Regions from separate parts of the Mus musculus genome. Here all the other regions are linked to region 3. Evidence: chromatin contacts called from ENCODE Hi-C or POLR2A ChIA-PET data. All regions are on one chromosome and are shown on one strand. The core of a region is the stretch at or near the end of the contact, and the rest is flanking DNA. Distances in the headings are between cores, read along the strand shown.

Region 1 (4,417 bases), core at 1,276-3,775, 540 kb before region 3:
ATGGCGGACTGTAACCTCCCTGAAACAAGCATGTGAAAGGCCGTCAAGTGTCGGAAAAGCTGAACAAGTATATTTAGGATAAAACCTCATTCTTTTTTATGGGGTTTTGTAGGTAGTCATTCATTCATTCATTCATTCATTCACTTTGCATCCCAGTATCTGCCTCCCTCTCCTCCCAGTCCTCCCCCACCCCCATCACATGGCTCCCTCCCACAGGGACTCCACAGGAAGACCAACAGAATCTTTTTCTTTAAATCTTGAGTGTAAGCATGTCCATGAGCGATGTTTGTGGACATGTGTGCGCATGCTTGTGTGCAGGAGGGAAGCATGTGTAGTTGTGTAAGTCAGAGAAGACTATTCCCGGTGGTGGGCCTTGACCCCTCCCTTCTTTGAGACAGGGTCTCCTCTCATTGTTCTCTGTTGCATACAACAAGAAGCCAATGGGGAAATTCCCCAATGGGACAATTACTGATCACTTGTGTGAGACCTACATCCATGGCAGATACCCTCATAAGGATACATGTATGGTGTGAAGAAGGTTGGCTTGGTGGGCCATGAGCCCAGAAATGCTAACAGCTTCTCAGAGTGTTAGGATCCGTCTGTGAGCTCTTGGGAATCCTCCAGTCTCAGCTTTGCATCCTGCCCTAGAAGCACTGGAATTACAGATAGTCTACTTTTCATGGGCTCTGGGAACCTGCCTCAGCTCCTCACACTTGCAGCAAGCCCTTAGTGCCCTGTGCCTAATTAAACCTTTCACTAGGGGATAACGAGTGTGAGCCTGAGGAAAAGAAGGCTTGCCCAGAAAAGCAATGGACTCCCGTCCAGCAAAGACTCTCAAAAAGAGAACTGCTGACTTTCATTCAAATCACGACAGGTAAATGCACAAATGCCATTATCCTATAAGGGACAAGGTGACATTATCCATTACTGGATCTCAGAGTGTTAGGATCCGGTGTGACATGCATGGAGTCCCAGGTCACCCTATCTACCTTCTGAGACTTGTGCCCTAGCCTGGGGTTGCATGGCTCATACTGTTACTACTCTTACATTCTCAGTGAGCCTCTGATTGTCCTTCGCCTCGCTGCGGTTAATTACTAACTTTGTAACACGGGAAACTCCAGCCAAGCGATTTTATCCCCTTTCCCACTGTAAGTCAATGAATCCGGGAATCTGTAAATTTCCTTCCACGGAGGCTATGGATCTTTCCTATGAGGTCTTGAATGTAGAACACACTCCAACTCTCTGGAGGGATTCATATAAGGCTCTGTGCTTGTGTGGGGGAGGGGGCGATTAACTAAGCCCCCCAGGTTCCAAGGGTCTCAGAAGTCTACCCCATAAGAGCCCTTGACAAGCCAAGGCCAGTAAGGAACAAGGTCTATAACTCAATGTTTCTCTTAGACCATCCCCTTACACAAGAAAACCCCTGAGTTCTGGTTTCAAGGACATGCCTTTAAAGAGACATGTATGTACCATACCAGAGACTCAAGGGTCTCTTCCCAAACACTTGTCCATATAGGTTGTTGGTTCAGGAGAAACTCTTTTTTAATTACGTGGTAAAATGAAAGAAAACAGCTAACATTTTTTTAAAACCCATAAAACTTCCTTTTCTTTTTGGCTTATTTATGAAATATCCACCCCTGTGGTTCTTCATAGTAGCTTCACAACAACTTTTTGGAAGCATGGACGAAAACTGATCAACCAGAACAAGCATGAATATCACAAAATTCCCGCTAGGGGGCGCTGTAGTTTAAAAAGCTCCAGAACAAACTCAAAACCCCTAATTTAGGTAACACCGGTCATTTTATTAACATGCCAAAAAGGAACTGTTTCTGGGGAACGAAATGCTACTGTTTCTCAGACGTAGCACAGCAAAACAATTTCAGAAGGCACTCACGGGAAAATAAATTTTTAAAAAAAAAGTATTTTTCTGGCCGCCGTTGCTAAAAAGTAGCTGACTGAAGCGCTCAGGGTTGGCCCCAAACTAAGGTCAGAGTGTACGTGCCCCGGAAACCCGAACCAGCCCAAGAATGCGCACGAGGCTTCGAGCCCAAAATATCACGAAAAAAAATCCTACTCTGTGCCTCGCTACTCCGCCCTCATCCCACCCCCCCACCCCACTTCTGCTGATACCCAGAAACAAGAAAAAGTAGGCAAGTGGCAGACCCTTGAAAGTGAGAATTTGGAGTGGCAGAGGTTTAATTTCATTATGTGTCGCATGTGCGCTCCCTGAGGAGGACACAGCTTACTTGTGGAAGGCGTCATGTGACAGGGAAAAAAAGGTCAAGCAGACACCTTCCCCTCTAGCTGAAGCAGAGAGATGCGAAGCGAGTGCCAGGGACCAGAACCTCAGACTCTGATCCAGCCCAAAGTGGTTGATTGCTTTTTCATTAGTCATTTTCAAAACATAAATTATTCATTACTCTAAAAATAAAATCCTAGTCTAGGAGTTGAACACCCGAGGGCTTGGGACAAGGCAAAGGGAAGCCAGGACAGAAATTTTGAACAAAGCTCAGCCAGTGTGCGCGTGCGCACTGGGCACCCCGGCCATCGGAAGCATCCTTCACACAGAAAACCCTCACAGTGCCTGGGGCCAAGGGAACCCTTCCGTTCATTTGGTCAGAGCTAAGGATAGGATAGCATTTCAAACTGCGTCAAGATCCCCTTCCCCATCTTGTGTGATGTTCTTTGGAGATGTAATCAAGTTAAAAAGAAGCCATCAGGGAGAGTCCCCGTCCAGAGTGACTGTCATCTTTCTGAGCAGAGGACGTTTAGAGATACAGAGAGACCTGCCATGGAGCAACAAAGGCAGAGACTGGAGTGGCATATCTATAAAACAAAAGACGCCAAGGACTGGTGACAGCCCAGCAGTCAGGAGCAAAGTGCTGACCAGCTATTGCGTGGAAGCCCCTGGAAACGTCCCTTCCCAGGCCTTGATTCCAGACTCCTAACCCTTGGATCTGTGAGAACACAGGGTCCTGTTGTCCAAGTCACCCGGCTTGTGGTATTTGTTCTGGCAGCCTAAGGACACTAACCCCAAAGTCAGAAAGAAGTCGATGGAACAGAGGAACCCTGTGAAGAGACCCTTAATTAATGCAAGGTCCTGGGACATTCTCTCTGTTCTTGTCTCCCCTTTTCTCTGTTTCTTCCCTCTCCCAGTCAACAGTTCTCGGTGATTTCTGCATCCATTTGTGTGACTTAAAAGACCAAAAAGCTACATAGTCTGCCTGGTGTTTTAAACCACTGTGCTCCCGCGAGTCTCAAAGTATTGCGGTAACTTTTTCCTAATCTTAAGTCATTGAGAAGGGAAAGGTAAGAGGGCAGCATTTACACTCTGTATATAGGCCATTGGCAGAGTGGTTCCTTAGCAAGCACGTGACTCCAGGTTCAATATGTTATATAAGAAAAAAATACTGGGGGGTGGGGAGGAAAGGAGGAAAATAGCACATAAAGATAACATCTCTGAGATGCAAAGAAGAGTTGAATTTCCTATCTTAAGTCCTCATCTTACAGAACTCCGAAGAAAGGATTTCCAGCTCCCTCTTTCACTCGGTTACCCTGTATTATTAATTATCACTTATAAGAATAAATAAATGGCTCAGTGGTAGTGGCACACGCCTTTAATCCCAGAACTCTGGAAGCAGAGGCAGACAGATCTCTGAGTTCCAGGCCAGCCTGGTCCACAGAGTGAGTTCCAGAACAGCCAAAACTAGCTACCAAGAAAAACCCTGTCTCAAGATAAATAAATTAATAAATAAAAAGAATGAATAAATGTTCCCAAATGACAGCTCATAAGCAGCTGCCTTTAGGAGATGGTCTGTGCATGGCAGCATGCCTCCTGAGGACTTTGACGGGGGATGGGCGGTAGGCAGATGTAACCATGGTCCCATGAGAGGCAGTGAAGCTGAAAAATTCCTCTGTCTGGTGTTGTTTGTCTATCCTCTTAGGACCACACACCCCATTGGATGGTTCCCAGATCATGGTTCACTTAGTTGCATCACAGTTGCAACCTAGAAGCTGAAGGTTGTATCATATAGCCTGTGTGTGAAGTAGACTGTACCATCCGGGATTGTAGTTATGAATCACGCAGGGACAAAGTCACCATTTTAACAAGGTATTTCCTAGAATATGTTTAGGTACACAGCTTAGACAGAAACGGCTCTGGTTTCTGAGAAGCCGTAAATCCCAGAACAGAATGGTTCAAGGGCATTGTCAGGCTCTCCTGTTCCACTGCCTACGAGAATTGCTCCCTCTGCCTATTCCATTCTAAGAAAAAGCCCCCTCCCCCAACCTCAGAGCCATTGGAACGAGTGGGCATAAGCAGAGCTAAGTATTCTCCCTTGGTGCCCTGCCTCCACCTGTCCCCAAGATGGGAAAGTCATTAGCCGGTTTGTTTAGGTGTATCACTGTGCTGAGGTGC
Region 2 (4,438 bases), core at 1,147-3,646, 570 kb before region 3:
TAGGGCATTGGGCTCCTGATACAGATAGTAAGTCCTGTTTTGAATAACACGAGTAAACCATCACCAAAGGAAACCTGAGGAGCCATAAGCTGAGAAATACATCATTTGAAAGAAAATCTGCCCTCAAAGGGCTATCATGGCTCCCGTTGAATGGGGGGAGGGGGGATTATGAACTTGGTGCTTCGCCATCTTCTTCCCAGCAATGCCAGCGCCTTCTTCCTCCCCCCATCTCAGAGGGGCTTGCCCTTTGGAATCCTTAATGAAACAATAAAGTAGGAATCAAGAGAATTCAGAGAGGCTTAGCCCTCTGAAAAGGTAACCATTTTCTCATGCTGGCTTCCGTAGGCCATCTTGTTCGTTCAAATGCCAAGATGTCTTAATCTGTCCCAGGTGGTATCACCAGGGGCAACACCATCGCTGGTCTGAGACTAATGTTATTTGGTCAAATGCCCCGCAATAAAGATCTGTCAGGCAAACAGCTAATTGGTGCAAACTAAGAAAACCACCATCCCTGCAGTGCGTTACATTTGAACAGAAAGAACAATGGACAGTTCTAGAAAGGAAAATAGCACTGTGTGTTTAAAAATAAATGTATTAAATCCACAATTCCCCCTCCCTTATTTTTTTTTTTTTTTATGATTGAAATCTGTAAAAAAAGAAAAAAAAAATGGGTAAGATGTGAAACCTTGAGGTGGGAGGGGAAACAAGACCGCGACCGAGCCGCGCGGAGGGGGGGGGGGGGTGGCATTTGTGTCCAAAGGTTTTGTGAAACATTTAGGGCAAACGCCTTTGTTCCTGGGCTCCGGAGGGGAGTGGGTGGATGGATGATGGGGAGATCAGATGGGGCTGCCTGGCCCTCCACACCCTGCTCTCCGGCGCATGCGCGAGGCCAAGACAAAGGAATAGGTAATTACAGTCCCGATTCATTCATTTTGCCTGCAGTACCGGAGGTCTGTGAGCCCTTGGTATATTCCCAGGGGTAGGGGTTAATCCACACCCCAGCAGCAGTCCCCTTGATACTCGTGTTTTATTCTAGCCCGCCACGTAAGTGGCCAGTGGTCTCGGCCAAGACAGAGGTGTGTCAGCTCCCGTGCAAAATCCTGAAATCGCACCCATGTGCGCTGTGCTCCTTTGAACAGCGTGAAAATCACTGGGGCAGAGGCCGTCCACCGAGTTCGCTCCAAGGCGGAAACGTCTCGGGGGGAAGCAGATTAGGAACAGGGCCAAGCGTTCGATGAATATTCATGAAAAGAATGCGGTCCCCAGCCACGCATTGTGTGCCATCCGATCCAGGGATTCTGGTTTTTTTTTTTTTTTTTCTTTTAATGGTGTGGGGAAGCGGGAACCAGACGTTGGGTTGTAGCGTTTGAGCTACGGGGGAAAAAATCTACAGAAATCTTGGCTTGCAGAAGGGTTGAGCCCGCTCGGGCCGCGGGCTGTCAGGTTCAAGCCCACACGCCACCCCTCCTTCCCCCAGGCTGGGGCGGCGGTGGAGGCGCGCGGCCCGCTCTCTGAGCGCAAGGCTCAAAAAATAAAATAAAATGCTGGCGACGTCCACAGGTTAGTGGGAAGACAGCTCAGCCGCAGACCAGGCTGGGGGCTTTAATCTGCCCCGGACGTGCACACCGCCTTCCGAACCTCGTGTTCCTCGGTTACCCTAAACCAAGATCCAGGAGTCCCGAGGGCCAAGCCACCCCCGCCCCTTCCGATCTGACCAGATTCCGCGTCTTCTTTCTCCCTCCCCACCCCACCCCACCCCCATCCTCCATCTTCTGTTACTGCGCCCCTCACACCGAGCGCCTTCTCCGTGGCTGTGCGGGTTCCGCTGACAGAAGGCTGGGTTCAGCCCACAGAACCGTGGCCAGTGGTCTCGGTGCTGTCACCAGCGGCTCCCCACCCTCCACCCCCTCCCTCCCGAACTCGGTTCGTCCGCCTCGCCGCCACCCCCTCCAAGTCCCCCACCCTACGAAAGGCCGAAGCTGTCCACCTGGGGGAGAGCATCACCTTGGATTTCCAAATGCGACAGAACCCACATAGAGGAATCCCATGCCCACTGTGTCTACACCCGGCCGCACCCCGGCTGCACCGTTGGAGAACCCTAGGCTTCGGGGTGGGGCGGGGCCCTGGGGAACCGGTGGCCCGGAGTCCGCGGTGGCCTTAGGGACCCACGGCGCGCCTCCTTACCGGCTTTGGGTGCCTGTGGCGGCCCTGGGTGAGCGCGGTGCCTCCAAGGGGCCCGGGTGGCTGGTGTCGTCCGGCCGGGTGGCTGGTCGCTCAGCAAAGGCTCTCTCTCTCCCGGCTCGACGGCGGAGCCCGGAGCGTGGAGCGAGTTGGAGCGCTGCCGCCACCGCCGTCGCCGCTGCCGCTACTGCCGCCGCCGCTGCAGCCTCTGCATTTCTCGATCGCTCCCCCTCCCCTTCCTGCCCAGCGCCCTCCCCCCCGCGCGTCCGCCCGCCCAGCTCCTCCGCTCGCCGACCCCGCCCGCCTCGCGCCCGCCCCTCCTCTCCCAGCCCGCGGCCCGCACCCCTCCCGCTCCTTTCGCGCCCCGCCACCCAGGAGGGGGTCCCCCAACTTCTCTCCACCAGCAGCCACTGCGCCCCGAGACGCCCCGTGATCCAGCGCCCCCCCCCCGTCACCACACCCGCACAGTCACCCCCACCCACTGCTCTCCACATCCAGATCCCTTACCCGCCTCCCCAACAGTCTCTGTCAGCCCCCCTCCTCCTATTCCCTCCTTACACGCCCCTCCATTCCCCCCCCACCCCACCCCCACCCCCACCCCCGGCGGGACTGTCTGTGGATTTCTCTCCTCTCTCTGTCTCGCACACATTTTATTTGAAAGCATTGAATAAGTAGCTCAGGCTCTCGCTCAGACTTAAGGGGCTGATGAACTACGCCCCCGCCGCAACCAGCTTTCTCTGCACCCCAATCCAGCCCCGCTCCAGACGACGGGCTTAGATTCTGCTATCACGTAGGCAGTGAGCCTGGGGAAGATGCGATGCCTCCCTTGAAACCATCAAGACAGATATCCGCTGGTTTTAGGGTGTCCCCCAAGGCAAGCATCTGGGACGCCTCCGGCATATGCTCGCCCTCGGGGCCCGACCAGGAGGCTCCAGCTTTGCAAGGCGCCACCGCCCAGAGCTCAGGTCTGGGTTGGAAGGGTGGGCGGCACCGCCTCAGGGTACGTTCTCCCGACTTCGGAGAGAAAGAAAGGAAGAAATGCACCCTAGGAAAAGGGGCTTCGACTTTTTGTGCCTGTGCTTTCATGGAAGTCACCAGCTCTCGGCTGCTTAAGATGCTACTCAGAAGCGCGCCCAGCCAGGCTGTGGCCATCCGCGCCAAGTCCTCGTGTCCTGGTCGACGAGCACTTTGGGTAGCACCGCGACACACAATAGCCACCACGGTTAGGAGATATGCTCGCTATGCTTACCTGTTGGCAAAAATAAAATGCAAAATAAAAATTTAAATTTGGAAACTAACACATGGTGACATCTTCTAGAACCACAGCTCTTTCTTCAGACAAAAGCCAATTTTACCATCCCGCAAACCCATTGAGCCCTGGAAGTTCCGTTCGCGGCACTTTGGCGCCCTCTGGCTTTATCAGGGTGGCTTGCTTGTTCTGCTTCGTCCTGAAAGAATAGCGGAGGGGGGGGGGAATGGAAATGTATGTTGCCTTCTTGGTTGGATCTCCCCTCATGAGTGAAGCACAGATTTGGGATGAGCTTGCCCTCCACGTCCGGAATAACGAAACACAACTACATTTAGGGAGACGAATGCCAAAGGTAAGTGCTGTCAAAATCGCAGATTGGGGGGGGTCACTTTTTTAATAGAAAAATAAATAACAGAACTTTAATAAGATTGGCAAAGGAAGTGCCACATCTTAAACCAAAAAGTGATTGGGGGGGGGGGTGAAAATATTTGTGGTGGCTGCCACTTCCTCCCCCTCCTTTTCTTCTTTCTTTCTCCTCCTCCTCCGTCTCCTCTTCTTCTTGTTTTTTTCTTCTCTTCCTCTTCCTCTCTATCTCCCTCTTCCTCTTCCTCTTCTTTCTCCCTCTTCTCCCCATCCCTACCCCTCTATTCTCCCTCTCTCTTTCTCTCTAGATAAATAGATATACTAATTGGTTGGTTGGCTAATATTTCTTTCAACCTTCTCTCACCCTCCCATCTTCCCACTGCTTAAACTAATTAAACAATCAAACAGTTCAAGAACAGGAAATCAAATCACAATTTAGCTATGATTTGAGGATTTCTTTCTCTTATGTCAGTATACCACCTATAAAGCTATTTGGTGTGCTATGGTTCCGACAACAGCACCAATTATAGCAACCAAAAATGTTTCCAGGTATGACCAAATATCCTCTGGGGGGAAAAAAACTGGTTGAAAGCTGGTGAGTTAGTTTTAAGCTCCCTAAAGCACTGGTATATTCTGTTAACTAGA
Region 3 (4,392 bases), core at 1,158-3,657:
AGGGAAGCCTGTTTTCACGGAACTTATACTCAAGATGACTAACATGATGTATGACTAGGCCTTCTGATTTGTGCATAATTATAAGGTTTCCCTGGATGCAGGACTTCCATTGCTAAGCCTGGGAGAAAATAACAAACACTAGTAGTAGCTGCTCTCTCAAAGCAATCCATAAAGTCCACCTGGCCCCACTCCGCTGTTCTTCATGGACTTCTGACCAGGCCTTTCACATTAGATGAGCTGAGAATACTGTAAAAGTACTTAGTCAGGGAGCCGGGTGTGGTGGCGAACGCCTTTAATCCCAGCACTTGGGAGGCAGAGGCAGGTGGATTTCGGAGTTCGAGGCCAGCCTGGTCTACAAAGTGAGCTCCAGGACAGCCAGGGCTATACAGAGAAACCCTGTCTCAAAAAACCAAAATAAATAAATAAATAAATAAAGTACTTAGTCAACACCAGAACTGCACAGGCAAAAGGGAAGCTAACTGCCACCCTATGAAGACAAATATTACTATGGGGAGATTCAATTGACAAGGAAAGAACATCTCTTACTATTAGCCAAGCGAGTCTTCTCTGATGAGACTCCTCCAGCCATGGTAAAATACTAACCCTTCAGGTTACTTCAGCCTTCGCCACAGGTTCACCATGAACTCATGTGAGAGTACATAAGAACCACCTAACTCGGGCACGCTTGCCTTGCAGAAACTGAATGTTTTGATGCTAAATACTAGTGATTCAATATAGCACAACAGATAACAGTGATAAAAAGCAATACCTAGTAAGGACTTAAGAAATGGGGTGTTGCAGCAGTATGTAGCAGAGGATTGCATTGTTTGGCCTCAGTGCCAGAGCATGTGCCTAATCCTCTAGAGACTTGATACCCCAGGGAGGGGCTTTGCAGGAGGGGGGTCACCCTCTCTGAGGTGAAGGGGAGGGAGTATAGGGGAAAGAACTCTGTGAAGGGGACTAGGAGAGGGCAACATTTGGGATATAATTATAATAATAACAAAAACAACAACAACACAAAAAAAATACTGGCATTATTTTTGACAAAAGGCTCTAGAACCCCCCCCCCCCCAAAGGCATTTGGGCAAAGGTTTACAAAAGGGAGCAAGCTGGCAGAAAGATATTCAGGCAGAATAGCATAGCAACGGATTTCTAACACAATACCAAAAATATACTTGCTTAACCTGTTAGAACAATTGACATTGAATCAGGGTGAGTTAAAGGCAGGGATAGAACAGAGGATTTGCCAGGCAGTGGTGGCATACGCCTTTAATCCAAGCACTTGGGAGGCAGAGGCAGGTGGATTTCTGAAGGTCGAGGCCAGCCTGGTCTACAGAGTGAGTTCCAGGACAGCCAGGGCTACACAGAGAAACCCTGTCTCAAGAAAAAAAAAATCGAACTGATATGAATTGCTGCTGTTATACACACAGGGTCTCCAAGGTTTAGTACCCACGATGGAGCGTAAAATCACAGATAGATCCTTTTAAAGTTTTAGATGCTGAAAGAGTATTTCGATCATTAAAAGCAACTTCACCTAGTTTGACTTTTTTGTTTGTTTGTTTTTATTAGGTATTTATTTCATTTACATTTCCAATGCTATCCCAAAAGTCCCCCACACGGTCCCCCACCCACTCCCCTACCCATCCACTCCCACTTTTTGGTCCTGGCGTTCCCCTGTACTGGGGCATATAAAGTTTGCAAGTCCAATGGGCCTCTCTTTCCACTGATGGCCAACTAGGCCATCTTCTGATACATATGCAGCTAGAGACACGAGCTCTGGGGGTAATGGTTAGTTCATATTGTTGTTCCACCTATAAGGTTACTTTCTCTAGCTCCTCCACTGGGGGCCCTGTGATCCATCCAATAGCTGACTGTGAGCATCCACTTCTGTGTTTGTTAGGCCCGGGCATAGTCTCTACTTTGACTTTTTATATGGCTACTTGGATTTAAAAATCTCACATGTGGCTCGGATTATATTTTGTGGGACAGTGGCTAGGCTGTACTTTCGGCTCCCAGCAGGGAATCTTTTCTGTTCAAGAGCTCTGACCGCCCCCTTCGCTGCAAAGAGCTTGGGTCGGTTTGGCCTCCGGAAGTTCCACGCTGTCGCCACGTTTGATCCCCCTTTCCAGAGGCGCGAGAGACAGTCTTGACGGGATCCATCTCTCAAGAGCAGTCCCAGAACCATCCCAGGCACCCACGCCCTTCTTTCCCTCACAAGCCCATCCCTCTGACCTCGTCACGGCAAGCGACACAACCGCTAAGCCCTCAGGAGGCAGCGGCATCCTCCAGGCACACGCCCACCTTTGATTGACAGGGCGGATCCAGGCGCGAAGAGAGCGACATGAAACTTCGTCATTTCCGGGGACCCAGGCGGGCCTTCTTAAGCCAGCTGCCAAGAGTTTCCTGTGCGAGTCGGAAGTTCCCTCACTTAGAACTCGGAAGTTCCCTCACTTAGAGCCCGGAAGCTGGTGTCTGGTGTGTCTTTTCCTGGCTGTGGGCGAAGGAGGTTCTCTGCGTTTGTGGGACTAGAAGGCGGCCGGTCAGGCTTAGAAGGTTCTCGGCTGGGTCGTCTCTGTCTTCCGGGCCCGGGGATGGCGGCTCTCACGTGCATCACCTGCCGGGTGGCGTTCCGCGACGCGGAGCTGCAGCGGGCGCACTACAAGACGGACTGGCACCGCTACAACCTGCGGCGCAAGGTGGCCGCCATGGCCCCGGTGACGGCCGAGGGCTTCCAGGAGCGGGTGCGGGCGCAGCGCGCGGTGGCCGAGGCGGCGGAGGCGAGCAAGGGCGCGGCCACCTACTGCACGGCGTGCGGCAAGAAGTTCGCCACCTTCAACGCCTACGAGAACCACCTCGGCTCCCGGCGGCACGCCGAGCTGGAGCGGAAGGCGGTGCGGGCCGCGAGCCGGCGCGTGGAGCTGCTGAACGCCAAGAACCTGGAGAAGGGGCTGGGCGCGGACGGCGTCGACAAGGACGCCGTGAACGCCGCCATCCAGCAGGCCATCAAGGCCCAGCCCTCCACGTCCCCCAAGAAAGCGCCCTTCGTGCCCACGGACGAGTGCGGGAGGGCGGCGGCGGGCGCACGGGGCGTCCCGGAGCGAGACCCGACGGAGAAGCCGCCCCGGCTCCAGTGGTTCGAACAGCAGGCGAAGAAGCTGGCGAAGCAGCAGTGGGAGGACGGAGAGGAGGAGGGAGAGGAAGAGGAGGAAGACGACGAAGACGAAGGTAGGTAAGGGTCCTGTCGGGGTTGGGGCGAGCGGGAGGCTCCGGGAGACATCGCGATGGAGACGAAGGGCTGGGTCCACGTTCAGCGATGTCGCCCTCCCCTGAGGCCCCCAGCCCGAGCCTTCTTCAGTGTTTACCTTTGCGACATCCATTCCCAGGCTGGACCCTGACTTTCTTCTTATCCTTTTACCGCAGCCTTTGAGGGAGTGGGGTTCCAGGCCCAGGGCATCCCGCCTGGATTTAAAGATGTTTCCTGGTTTATGACTTTTAACTAGTTAAGCAGATGGATTGTAGGCCTCCATACTTTTTTGGTGTTTTTTTGGTTTTTCGAGACAGGGTTTCTCTGTGTAGCCCTGGCTGTCCTGGAACTCACTCTGTAGACCAGGCTGGCCTTAAACTTTAGAAATCCCCCTGCCTCTGCCTCCCAAGTGCTGGGGTTAAAGGCGAGTGCCACCACTGCCGGGCTGTAGACCTCCATTCTTATGCTTGCTCCCGGACGCACCAAACTTCGTGTGGACCCGAAAGGGAACAGTATTTGGGGATTTCTATAGGACATTTTAGAGTGAGGGCAGAAGTGGTTTAAATGCCTCACTGCTCTTCATTTCCACAGGGCACTTTGTCTGTCTGCGTCTCTGTGGTGGATCCAGGACCTAGGGCATTGATTAAAAACAGAATAAAAGAGTAGAGGCGCATTCTTAACGGGCAAAACATTCTTTTAGTTTGGATCAGGAAGGGTTACACTGGTGCACAGAAAGCTATGCTGTTGGCACGCTGCTGTAGAATGTGTGGTTAGAATGGCTTAGGATTTTACATTTCACTTAGTTGACTAAAACTGAGTGAGGGTTTCGTGTTGCCTGCAAGCCTGACTTGTGGGGCTCCAGCCAGCCCCAAGGTTCCTTACTTTGTGAGTTCTTTATTCACCCCCACGGCACTGTTGATACTGACAGTGTTTGTGTTCATGTCTTGGTCGGTTTATACTTCTGTAACCAAGCATCTTAAGCCTGGTAATTTATAAACAACATGAACTTATTTTGCCACAGTCATGGAAGATGAAGTAAAAAATGAAGCTACTGGCACCCTGACTGTTTAGTGAGGGCTTGCTCTGTGGAGGGGTATTTTTCTAAGCCTTACTTAATGATGGAAAAGGCAGATCTAGGGTGTGTACTC

What was found. A loop is a pair of places that touch in the nucleus more often than their neighbours do. ChIA-PET counts read pairs that join two places held with the same protein, here RNA polymerase II (POLR2A).
Region 1: a loop to region 3 is called in a map of T-helper 17 cell, with 3 times the contacts of the local background. The contact joins the enhancer-like site here to the promoter of Zfp622 in region 3. A Hi-C loop is called at or near these places in 2 of 37 maps with a recorded cell type or tissue (T-helper 17 cell and left cerebral cortex).
Region 2: a map of heart shows a loop between it and region 3 (3-fold over the local background). The contact joins the promoter of Basp1 here to the promoter of Zfp622 in region 3. A Hi-C loop is called at or near these places in 3 of 37 maps with a recorded cell type or tissue (Patski, gastrocnemius and heart). POLR2A ChIA-PET finds 5 or more read pairs at or near these places in 1 of 5 experiments (embryonic stem cell).

The regions. Positions count from the first base shown.
Region 1 is chr15:25,439,433-25,443,849 of GRCm38, forward strand. The region is part of intron 1 of Gm48957 (predicted gene, 48957); the gene reads left to right. Among named protein-coding and RNA genes, the nearest start is that of Gm48957, 27 kb to the left of the region's middle. Within about 2 kb of position 2,526, at least 1 of the 3 ENCODE cell types and tissues checked has a DNase peak (open chromatin) inside an H3K27ac peak, as active enhancers do.
Region 2 is chr15:25,411,368-25,415,805 of GRCm38, forward strand. It overlaps Basp1 (brain abundant, membrane attached signal protein 1), which reads right to left and starts at 2,397. Exons shown (of 2, transcript NM_027395.2): 1 at 2,185-2,397. It overlaps Gm48957 (predicted gene, 48957), which reads left to right and starts at 2,823. Exons shown (of 4, transcript NR_168943.1): 1 at 2,823-3,782.
Region 3 is chr15:25,981,959-25,986,350 of GRCm38, forward strand. Zfp622 (zinc finger protein 622) reads left to right here and starts at 2,408. Exons shown (of 6, transcript NM_144523.3): 1 at 2,408-3,225. The coding sequence starts at 2,592.